Linked DNA regions of Homo sapiens: region 2 is linked to region 1. Evidence: read pairs that join two places in POLR2A ChIA-PET (ENCODE). Cell type or tissue: IMR-90. All regions are shown on one strand. Each heading gives the region's core, and the rest is flanking DNA. Links, peaks and the distances in the headings are about the cores only.

The links. Peaks named below come from ENCODE experiments on the same cell type or tissue, not always from the same donor. Only the 100,000 strongest peaks of a DNase experiment are listed, where the experiment ranks them.
Region 2: POLR2A ChIA-PET joins it to region 1 with 12 read pairs; 2 of 35 experiments call an interaction of 5 or more read pairs at or near these places.

Annotation. Positions count from the first base shown.
Region 1 is chr1:17,765,688-17,771,061 of GRCh38, forward strand. All of the region lies in intron 1 of ACTL8 (actin like 8), which reads left to right. Among named protein-coding and RNA genes, the nearest start is that of ACTL8, 13 kb to the left of the region's middle. RefSeq lists an enhancer at 2,372-2,938. In IMR-90, for the core only: no CTCF peak of the experiment used is centred there; DNase peaks (open chromatin) are centred at 544, 3,094 and 3,404; H3K27ac peaks cover 2,968 bases.
Region 2 is chr1:17,701,788-17,707,161 of GRCh38, forward strand. No RefSeq gene overlaps it. Among named protein-coding and RNA genes, the nearest start is that of LINC02810, 13 kb to the right of the region's middle. In IMR-90, for the core only: no CTCF peak of the experiment used is centred there; no DNase peak of the experiment used is centred there; H3K27me3 peaks cover 1,044 bases.

The DNA.
Region 1 (5,374 bases), core at 314-5,313:
CTGATTCACTCACTTATTCACGATCTGTCTCCACTCCCCGGAATGTGAGGTCTCTCAGGACAATGTCTGGCCCCTTGCAGGGCAGAGCTGACTGGTCTGACCTGACATCTGTGCTCTTACCCACCAGGCTTTCCTGCCTGCCTGGTTTGATGAGCTGTGGGTTCATTACATCTGGCATGGGCGCCATTTCCCGGGTCCTAGGATGTGAGGCAGAGGTTCCCTCGAGACCTCTCTCAACTCCCAGGGAGTTAAATCTCACCCCAGGTTTTAGAGCAGCCAACTTCCTGTGGCCTGCCCTCCTGCAGAGTAATTACTGTAATTTTCCCAGTGTCACCCTCAGCCTTTGGATGATATTGTGACCAAAATGTGAGAAGCAATGACACCCTGTGACACTCCCAGCCCTTGTAATTGAGGCTTTGAAAGCACTGCTGATGTCTCCAAAGGCATCTGGGTGCTCCACGGCTGTGATGGAGGTGGGACCTCTGAACCCTGGCTTTTTGACTTTGGCTGCTTTGCAAATGTAGTGACTAATAGATGTGATGTGTTGATTCACTCCCCTGTCTTCCCAAAATTGTGTTCACATCCCTGATCCAATCTGGAGCCTTGTAGCAGCCTCGTGAGGCTGGGACTGGTACTTTGGCCCTGACTTAATCGGCAGAGAACTTGTGCATTCCTTGAAATTGTACAGCGTATGAGTGGCAGAGCCTGGCTCAAACCCGGGTCTTCTGCTCCCATGTCACACACACTCGGTCTGGGACCTCTTCTGTGCAAATATCCCATTCAAGAGGGCCTCCTGATTATTCTACCACTATCTAAAGTTGGTTGCAGAGTAGCAATAGCAAAAGCAAAAGTCACAACCTTGGGCGCTGACAGCCTGTCAGGCACCGTCCTAATTGACTTGCCATGTGTTAATGCATTTATTCCTCCCTGAAGCCCACTGTGGTGGGGGCTGTGATTATCCCCACTTTACAGATGAGGAAACTGATGCCCAGAGAGGGTATATTTAGCCCAGGACTGGGAGCCATAATGTGATGGAGCTGGGATTGGAACCCACGTAGTCTTCAGAGACCAAGCTTTGACCATACTGCCATATAAATCATCTAGAAAGCCATAATTCCTGGAACTTACTGCATTTTTTTCTCAGGGGTGTTCATTTGTTCATTCATTCCTAAGCTATGGTTGAATGAATGAATGAATGAATCTATTATGTACTGACCATTGTTCTAGGTGCTGAGGATTCAGTCCTGGGCAAAACAGACAAAGTTTTGCCCCCGTGCAGTTCCATTCTAGTTGGGGGAGACAAGATATGCAGATGATGAATGTGGTTTCAGGTTGGGAGAACTATGGAGAACAATGAATGGAACGGGAACAGAGAGTGATGAAGAAGGTGACTTTGGCCACAGTGGTCAGGGACGGGGGAAGCAGACACCTGAGGGGGAAGCGAGACGGGTGAGCATCATGAAGAAGGGGTTCCAGGCAGAGAGCAGCGTCTGCAAAGGCCCTGCGGTGGGACTGTGGAGGCCTGCTCTGGAAACAGTGAGGAGGGCATCAGGAGGTGAGGTCAGAACGGTAAGAGTGAGGAGATGCTGGGGTTGCATCGGATGATAGGATCCGACTTCGCTGCTGGAGACAGAGCCGGGGGATGAGGCGGAGGCAGGGGGGCCAGTGTGGGGGCCGTCCCTGTGGTACAGGGGTGAGACGATGCTGGCAACTTAGCCTCAGGGTGCTTCTAAAGAGTCTCTTCTTAGATATCGCTCTCTTCCCTTTCCTCCCGGACTGACGTCTGCACATCCTTCTCTCCCGGCTAAGACCTTCCCTGCTCTCCTGGGGGTTGAGTTTGGCCTTGTCTAAGCCCGTGGCTGGGTGCATGGCTCCCGGGCACTGCTCTTTTGTGGCTGCCTTGTCCAGTGGTTATTTGGTGCGCAGTAAGCCCTTTGCTTTTTGGGTATTGACTGTAGATCAGTGCTCACCATGTTTATCCTCCATAGGTGCTTTATTATTATTTTTGGCATCTGCAGAAATACCTGCTTTATGTGTTGCCTGCTCAGTTATGTCTCATTGTTGCCTTTATTTACTTATTTCACACGAGACAATGTCCCTGCTTGGCTTCTCGGCTCAGTCTGATGCCGTGACTGCTGACACGGGAGGAATGACACTGCGTTACTCAAGCAGGTGGCAGTGTGGCTTTTCTCGAAAGCATGAGGCCCCAGCCTCCCTGGGTGTGCAGAATGGGTGCTCGTGAATCCCTCTGGTGGGACTGGGTGTCTGTGGGTTCAGTCCTGGGGGGCAGGGGTGAGCATATATGTGATGTGGGGTTTTAGAGAATCAGTCAGGGCTCCGTGTGTGTAAGCAATAGAAATTGCCTCTGGCCAACTGCAGCAGAAAAGGAATCATCAGAAGGAAACTCTTGTATCTGAAGTTGGGCCAAAAGACTGGCTGGGAAAAGGTGGGAACCCAGCTAACTCTGGTTGGGAATAGGGTGGCGGGCAGGTGGGGGTGGGTGGGTGGTGTTTCTAGCAAGATCTGCTCAAGGCCCTCTGGGGACCCCACCAGGATGGGTGGCTCCAGCCAGCTTGAGAATTTTGCAAGACTGGAAATCCATGTACCCAGAGAGAGGGGACCTAACTGGTGGGGATTTGACCTTGTGGCGAGGCCTGGCCTGGCAGTGTGCAGGGCTCATGTTCAACAGTCCTGCCAAGACTGCAGTTTGGGGAGAGGATCACTCCTGGAAAGGAATTTTGGGGTGCTGGTGTCAGAAGAAGAGAGGCTGGGCACTTGGCTGCTACAAGTACCTCCTGTACCCTAGAAGAGCCACACATGTGAGCTGTGTTTTGGTCTTTTAAGATGCTAAGGATGGAGGATATCATCAAATGGAATGTTAAAGTACAGGACCGAGTTCCTCTGAGCCAGTGAACGGGCTGGGCTCAGAGTGCAGAGGGGTTCCCAGGTCTGGGGAAGTTTTGGACACAGTGATCCGGCTGGGCCTCTAGGGCTGGGTTGCCTGGAATAGGAGGGGCGTTTGGGGAATGGAGCTCTGAGTCAGGCTCACTGCAGGGGCGAAGGCCTGGAGGCTGGGTTTGGTGGAGGTGAGGGGCAGAGTTGCTGACTCACTGCTAGGGAGTGGGGAGTGAGGCTGGAGCTGCAGGCTGAAGATGTCTTTGGACACCAGGCTGAGGAGTGTAGTCTTGGGAGGGTAATTGTGTCAGGAAGCAGAGCGGGAGGAGTGGTCCACTGCTTCATGACATCCCTCCTATGTGCCTGACACTATACTAATAGTGCTTTGTTGTAGCCTGTTTAACCTACTGATGCTGCTATTTCCCTTTTATACAGATGAAGAGACGGGGGGTCAGAGAGGTTAAGTGACTTGGACAAAGTCACATAGTGAGTCAGTCGCAAAGAAGGTCCTGCTTCTTGCTACGTCGCCCAGGCCTGGCCAATATTCTCCACTGGTCTGTGTTGCAGAATCGCCAGCTGTGAAGTCAAGCAGCTGCTGATCTGTCCTGTTGAGCGCCTTGATTCTTTTCCTTCAGCCTTCCCTTCCCCAGTATCCCTAGAGCACATTGGGCATGGCTGTGGGCCGGCAGGGGTGGCAGAGTGTAGGGAGAGGGTCTGGGGAGACTTTCTCCTTGTCACTGCAGAGCTGTTTCTCTTCTCTCCATTTCCTCTGTAAAGAGCTGGTACAAAGCTAGCAAAATCAGAGTCAGCAGAAAAATCTAATTTTCACCTTAGACACGTTTGTAGCTGGTAGATAGTAACCCACCTTCTAGACTTTCCTTCCAGACAGGGCTGAGCTGAGTCCTGCCCTGGACATTGGGGACCTGCTCTGTCACGAATTCCCTGCCTCTTGTTAGGCAAGACAGTTCTTCTCTGTAAGCCTCAGTTTGTCCACCAGTAAAAAGGGGGTGGTGGTGATCGTGGCAGGGTGTTACAAGCCCACATGCCTGCAGGGGCCCTCCAGGAGAGACAGAGGCATGAAATAAACCAGGCGCAGGGCAGAAGAGGGCATGGGAATACAAGGGGCCTGGTGGGCACGTGCTCAGCTCATAGAGTCAACCCCAGCTCGGGGCCAACCAGCTGTTGCTGTGTAGGGCTTCTTGGGCCACATCTTTGGATTATTTTCAAGAAAATCCAGAAATCTGAACTATGCTCCAAAATAATTGAAATTTTAAATGTTAGCAACTTATTTGAAATTTTTGAAAGATAGTATAGGCCAATAATAGTAGCTCCATGGCCTGAAACTGGCCTGTGGAGTCACCAGCTTGCAGTGTCTGGATTATTTGGGTCTCCTCCAGCCAGATGAGCTATGGCTACATTTAATAGGCGTATAAATAAAAATAAAATATTTGCCTTCTAGATATGTTGATTTGTATTTATTGATGAGGTCTGTGGTTTATAATTGGCATCTGAGCTCAGAGTTAATAATGGGGTAGAAGCCTCTTTGAGAAACTTTAATCAGAGATGTAGAATTGGTGTGCTTATACCTCTCTCTCCAGATTACTTCCTCCTCCTGACATCTATCTTTAATCCTTCCTGCTGCAGACTTAGCCTAGCCTAGTTTCTGTGGCAACAGAGTATGCTACCTTTTCTCTCCTCGTAGATTCAGAGAGAAGGAAGCAGGGAGGGTGGCCTTGAGATTTTCATAACTCAGACAGCAGTTCCAGGGACCTCTACTTTCTACACCTGCAAAATCAGGGGCAGGACAGGTTTATTTGAAGCCAGTGGGCAGCCCAAGAGCAAGATTTATTGTCTCTCATAAATTTTTAGAGACCTCTGGCTAAGAGCTACCGACTTTATCACATTAGCTGCTACCTTAGTCCCCAGTCTGGAGGGTGTTCGTGGATTAGTTTCTTTAGTATCCAGAGAGCAGTGAGTTTATAGGCCCTTTTAAGGGTGGGCTTGGGAAAGACCTATAGGAACCAAAGGCTTAAAAGAGGATCTAGGGGTCATACTGGCCAATGTGCTGGTCATTTCTACCATGCACAGTGCAGAGTTTGGGAAAGACCTCAGAGAGACAGTAGTGGCAGAAGAGGATCTAGAGGTCATAGTGGCCAATGAGCTGGTCATTCTCGCCATGCACAGTGAAACCAAGATGGACTGTATAGTCAGGAAAGGGAAGTGGCTCCACTGAGATTGTGGTGCTGATAGCAGTTGTCAGTCCTGGGCTCTGACCGGGAAGAATAGGGGAAGTGGGTAGGATACAGACATTGGAGTCAAATGCCTGGGTTTGGATCCTGGCTTCACCGCTGTGAGGCTGGGGGCGCGGGTAATTTACTTAACATCTCTGAGCTTCTAAGAACTCATCTGTAATGGGAAGATGACAGCAGTTACCGCCTCATAGGTTATCGTGAGGATTGAGATGATACTTGTAAAGCGT
Region 2 (5,374 bases), core at 256-5,255, 64 kb before region 1:
GTCTCTGTGCTCAGGCCTGGGGAGGTCAAGGCCTGACATCCCCATCCCTCAGATGGAGGTGGGGGTTGTTCTCTGGGCACTTCTGGCCCCGAGACATGGACTCCAAAGGTGGGAGGGAAGCAGAGGCTGTCCTCATCCAGCATCTGAGCAGTCCCCTTCCTTGGAGCCTGACTGCCTGTGGTGGGGGGCACAGAAATGGCCCTCTCACTTTGTTCCGATGACTGACCTTACTGTAGTTTGGACACCCCATAGCAGAAAACTCTAATTCTTTTTTTTTTTTGAGACGGAGTCTCACTCTCGCCCAGGCTGGAGTGCAGTGGCGCCATCTTCGCTCACTGCAACCTCCTCCCGAGTTCAAGCAATTCTCCTACCTCAGCCTCCCAAGTAGCTGGGGTTACAGGTGCTGGCCACCACACCCGGCTAATTTTTGTGTTTTTAGTAGAGACAGGGTTTTTCCATGTTGGCCAGGCTGGTCTTGAACTCCTGACCTCAGGTGATCCACCCACCTCAGCCTCTCAAAGTGCTGGGATTACAGGTATGAGCCACTGTGCCTGGCCTCTAATTCTTCATTAAAGGTGACATAGTCATTTCTGGAGCTTAAGCTGCTTCTTGGGGCTAACACAGTCTATTTGGGGTGAACTGACAGTCTTTTAGGCCTATCTCCTTCCCTTTCCTTCCCTTCTGTCCCCCGCCTGGCATATGAACCCGGGGGACACTAATAGGATGCAGTGGTAATAACTAGGGTGCAGGTGTCTGCACAGTGGCAGAGGCATTGGAGATGTCCCTACTCTCTATTCTGGCTTCTTTTGGTCTCCATGCCCTTAGGTCCCCTGCCATGGTGGTCAGGCTGGCATCCTTGGTGTCAGGCTGGCATCATCAGTGCTGCCTGTCTCTGGTCTTGGGCACCTCACCTTCTGTACCCCCCAACCCTATCTCAGTCCCCCTTAACCTTTCCACACCCCCACCAGCCTCCACCCCCAGGACACTCACAGACCTGTGTACCCCAGACCCCTCCTCTGCCCTGCTATCCCCACCCTGGGGGGCATGTCGGGGATCAGACCCCTGCCCGTGGGCTCTCGTGCTCCCTTCAACCTTTCTGATTGACTCCTAGAGGCCAGGTGAGTCCAACCTCAGGCAGGTCCCTCCAGTCCATCCCGTTGCCGACTTGCTGCTTACAAAGGGATTTCCTAACGAGAAAGCTGCCCTTCGGCCTGTAGGAGCTGTGTGCTCAGGCGCTGAGCTCTGTTCTTGCTTTGTAAAAGGAAGCAGAGCCTGAGACAAGGATTTTGATTCAGGTCGTTTATTTGGGAGGGGAGACCAGGGAACCCCGATGGGGGCATAAAATGGGGAAGAGAAGGCAGCCAGTGCCGGGGGAGGTATTGAACATGTTACTAAGTGGGTACCTCGGGCTCAAGTCTGCTGAGGGGCTCTGGGAGACGGTGCAGAGCTTTCTCCTCCGACCCCCACCAGCTGGGTGCCTGGCTGAGCTGCCCCTGGAGGCGTGAGTCCCTGTCAGTTCTGTCTGCTTCCTTGTTAGCCAGAGAGGGGACTAAGGTGGAGAGAGCCGGCAGGCTTGCCTGTGCGCTATAGCAAGTGCCCATAGCAAGCTGTGGCTTTTATCATTGAAAATTTTTTCCATCCCAACAAAGCCAGACTTTCAAGAGGACAGTCTTGCTGTGGACACAAAGATGTGGAATTTGGAACTCAAAGCTGGTTGTTTGTTCTAGGTTATATCCCCCTGTCTCAGCTCACGCCGTTCTAACAAAACACCACTTGCCAGGCGTCTTAAACAACAAACAATTATTCTCACAGTTCGGCAGGCTGGAAGTGCAAGAGCAAGGAGCTGGGGGATTCAGTGTCTGGGAGGCTCCTCCCAGGTGGCAGGCAGCTGCTTTTTTGTAGTGTCCTCACGTGGCAGAGAGTGTAAGCTCTGGTCTCTCTTTCACCTTTTTTTTTTTTTTTTTTTTTGAGACGGAGTCTTGCTCTGTCACCCAGGCTGGAGTGCAGTGGTGCGAACCCGGCTCACTGCAACCTCTGCCTCTTGGGTTCAAGCAATTCTTCTGTCTCAGCCTCCTGAGTAGCTGGGATCACAGGTGCGCACCACCACACCTGCTTAATTTTTGTATTTTTAGTAGAGACAGGGTTTTACCATGTTGGTCAGGCTGGTCTCAAACTCCTGACCTGAGGTGAGCCGCCCACCTCGGCCTCCTAAAGTGCTGGTGCTGGGATTACAGGTGTAAGCCACCATGCCCGGCCTCTTTCTTCTTTTTATAAAGGTGTGAACCCCATCATGGGGGCTCTACCCTCATGACATAATCAACTCCCAATGGCCCCACCTCCAAATATCATCACATTGGGGTTTAGAACATCAACACATGAACTTTGAGGGGACACAAATGTTAAGGCCATAACACTCTTCCTACCCCCCACCGCACAACATGTAATAAATGGCACCGACTCAGTGAGGTGGAGGTGGGGAAACATCAACTCATCAAGATTTCTAAGTGATACGGTTAGGCTTTGTGTCCTCACCCAAATCTTATCTTGAGTTGTAATCCCAAGTGTTTAGGGAGAGACCTGGTGGGAAGTGATTGGATTATGGGGGCAGTTTGCCCCATGCTGTTCTCGTGATAGTGAGTTCTCATGAGATCTGATGGTTCTCGAGATCAGCTTTCCCTGCCCTTTTTTTTTTTTTTTTTTTGAGACGGAGTTTCTCTCTGTTGCCCAGGCTGGAGTGCAGTGGTGTGATCTCGGCTTACTGCAGGCTCTGCCTCCAGGGTTCATGCCATTCTCTTGCCTCAGCTTCCTGAGTAGCTGGGACCACAGGTGCCCACCACCACGCCCGGCTAATTTTTTTGTATTTTTAGTAGAGACGGGGTTTCACCGTGTTAGCCAGGATGGTCTCGATCTCCTGACCTTGTGACCTACACGCCTCAGCCTCCCAAAGTGCTGGGATTACAGGCATGAGCCACCGCGCCCGGCCCCCCTGCTCTCAGATGCTCCCTACTGCCTTGGAAGAAGGCGTCTGCTTCCCCTTCCACCATGATTGTAAGTTTCCTGAGGCCTCCCCAGCCATGGGGAATTGTAAGTCAATCAAACCTCCTTTATTTATAAATTACCCAGTCTCAGGAATTTCTTTATAGCACTGTGAGAAAGGACTCATACAATAAAGGATAAAAATAAACTTCAGGCTATGTCTCCACCAAATCACCCCCACTACACAACTAAGCACCTTTGCTGTACCTGACATTAGGCTAGAGGTACTGAGGATGTAAGAGTGTCCCTGTCCTCTCTGAACATGTAGTCCAATAGGCAGGATGCTGGCGCCAAGGAGAGTCAACCAAGGAAGGCTTCCTGGAGGCAGGGAGGTGTGGCACAGCAGATGTAGGTGTTGGAGCAGATTTGAGTTTGGATCTTGGCTCTGTTACATATTGACTGTGTGGCCTTAGACGAGTGCTACCTCCTGGGCTTCTGTGTCCTCAGCTGAACAAATGGGCTTTTGAGGGCTTCCTTAAGGGGTAGCTGTGAGCACCTAGGGGGCCTCAGGTGTGAGCGGTTTGTAGTGTGTCTCCAGGCCCTGCCGCTGCTTCTACAAGCATTATCTCTGGGAATCCTCAAAATTAACCAGAAAGGGAGACAGATGAAATGAAGCCTCGGTGGATGCAGTGGCCTGCAGGAGTGCTCACAGGCTTGGGGGTGAGGGAAGGAGGACTGAGGGAGGCCCTGGGGAGGGCTGGGGCTGGGGCTGGGCCATGAGCTGGGGCTGGGGCTAGAGCTGGGGCTGGGGGAGGGAGGACTGAAGAGGTCCTGGGGAGATCTGGTCCTGGGAGGGCTGAGGCTGGGGCTTGAGGCTGTGTTTCAGTCCAAGCTGGTGTGATCTGTTTCTAAACCTGGGCTCAGGAGGAGACCCCAGCCATCACTCCCTGGGGCCAGAGCCATGTCAGGCTCCTGGCCACAGGTCTGTTGCCCTTTCAGAGTGGAACTGGCCCTCCTGCCACCAATTTGTTCTGTGTGGCCCCCCAGCTGGCTCCAGCCCTGTGAAAGCCCAGGATACACACACAGCCCAGGAGCTTCCCTGTGGTTCCCTGGGGGTAATGGAGCCTCTGAAGCATGCCTTCTGAAGGGCCCAGTGCCTGCTTTTTTTTTTTTTTTTTTGAGACAGTGTCTTGCTGTGTTGCTCAAGCCCAAAAGATCCTCCTGCCTCAGCCTCCTGAGTAGCTGGGACCACAGGCACATGCCACCATGCCTGGCTAGTTTTTCCAATCTTTTGTTGAGACGGGATCTCGCCATGTTGGTCAGGCCAATCTTGAACTCCTGGGCTCAAGCAATCTGCCACCTCAGCCTCCCACCATGCTGGGATTACATGAGCCACCGCTTCCAGCCTCAATGCCTGCTTTCTTTAGACTCCAAAGCACGAGCCTGTGTGTTCATGCAGGAGGCCATGGGGTGGTGGGGTGGTCGCAGGAGGATGAGGTCTGAACTTTAGTCTTCACAGTCCTACCGCTCTGATGGGTGATACTGAGCCACTGACCCGGGATGTTCCCCACCTGCTGGGGGAGATGGCCTTGTTCTTAGGGAGCTCCCAGGCTGCTGGAGGACGCATAGCTCCTATCACCGGGTTTGATGGGGAAGCCAAAAGTCTGCTAGGGAGCCCTGACCCTGCTCTCCCATGGGGGAAGATCTAATTTCTGCCCAGGGGGAGACTCTAAGCTGCTGGGGGAGATATTTCCCTGTCCTCAGAGGATGCTCCAATCCGATCCCCGGGCTGAAGTGGAAGATAAACCCGTGCCCTTGGTGAGCTCCCAGTCTGAATGGGAGACAGGTCGCCCAACCGTGAAAGAGACCCAATAATAAGACACGCAGCAGACACTTTTTAACAATGCAGACCTAATTACGGCATTGCCAACCACTCTAAACTCCTCATTTACACGTTCCTGGGGAAATGGCAAGTAGCAAGAATGTGTAAATTGAGGAAAATTAATATAATTACCCGAGCTATTTCTTGTCAACTCTTAATCTCCACAGAAACCACAAAACCTTTCCTGGTGAGTGGCGGTCATTCTGGGCTCTCCGCCTGAGGCAGGGAACTGAGGCTCCCCCTCTGCATCGTGGGCCCTTCCAGGTGCCGGGCTTGTAGGTTCCAGAGGGTCCTGGATTTGGGAGACCTGGGTTTGAGTTCTGGCTCTGTCACCGGTTTGCTGGGTGATCCTCTGTGAATCCAATCCTGTCCAGATGTGCTGCACTCTCGCTGGGTTCCGGTACTGGGATGCGTGCATTCCACCTTCCATGACAGGAGTCTTCACAACCACGCCCAGGGGGAGGTGCTATTATTGTCCCCACCTTACAGAGGAAACGGAGGTCAGGGAGGTGAAGT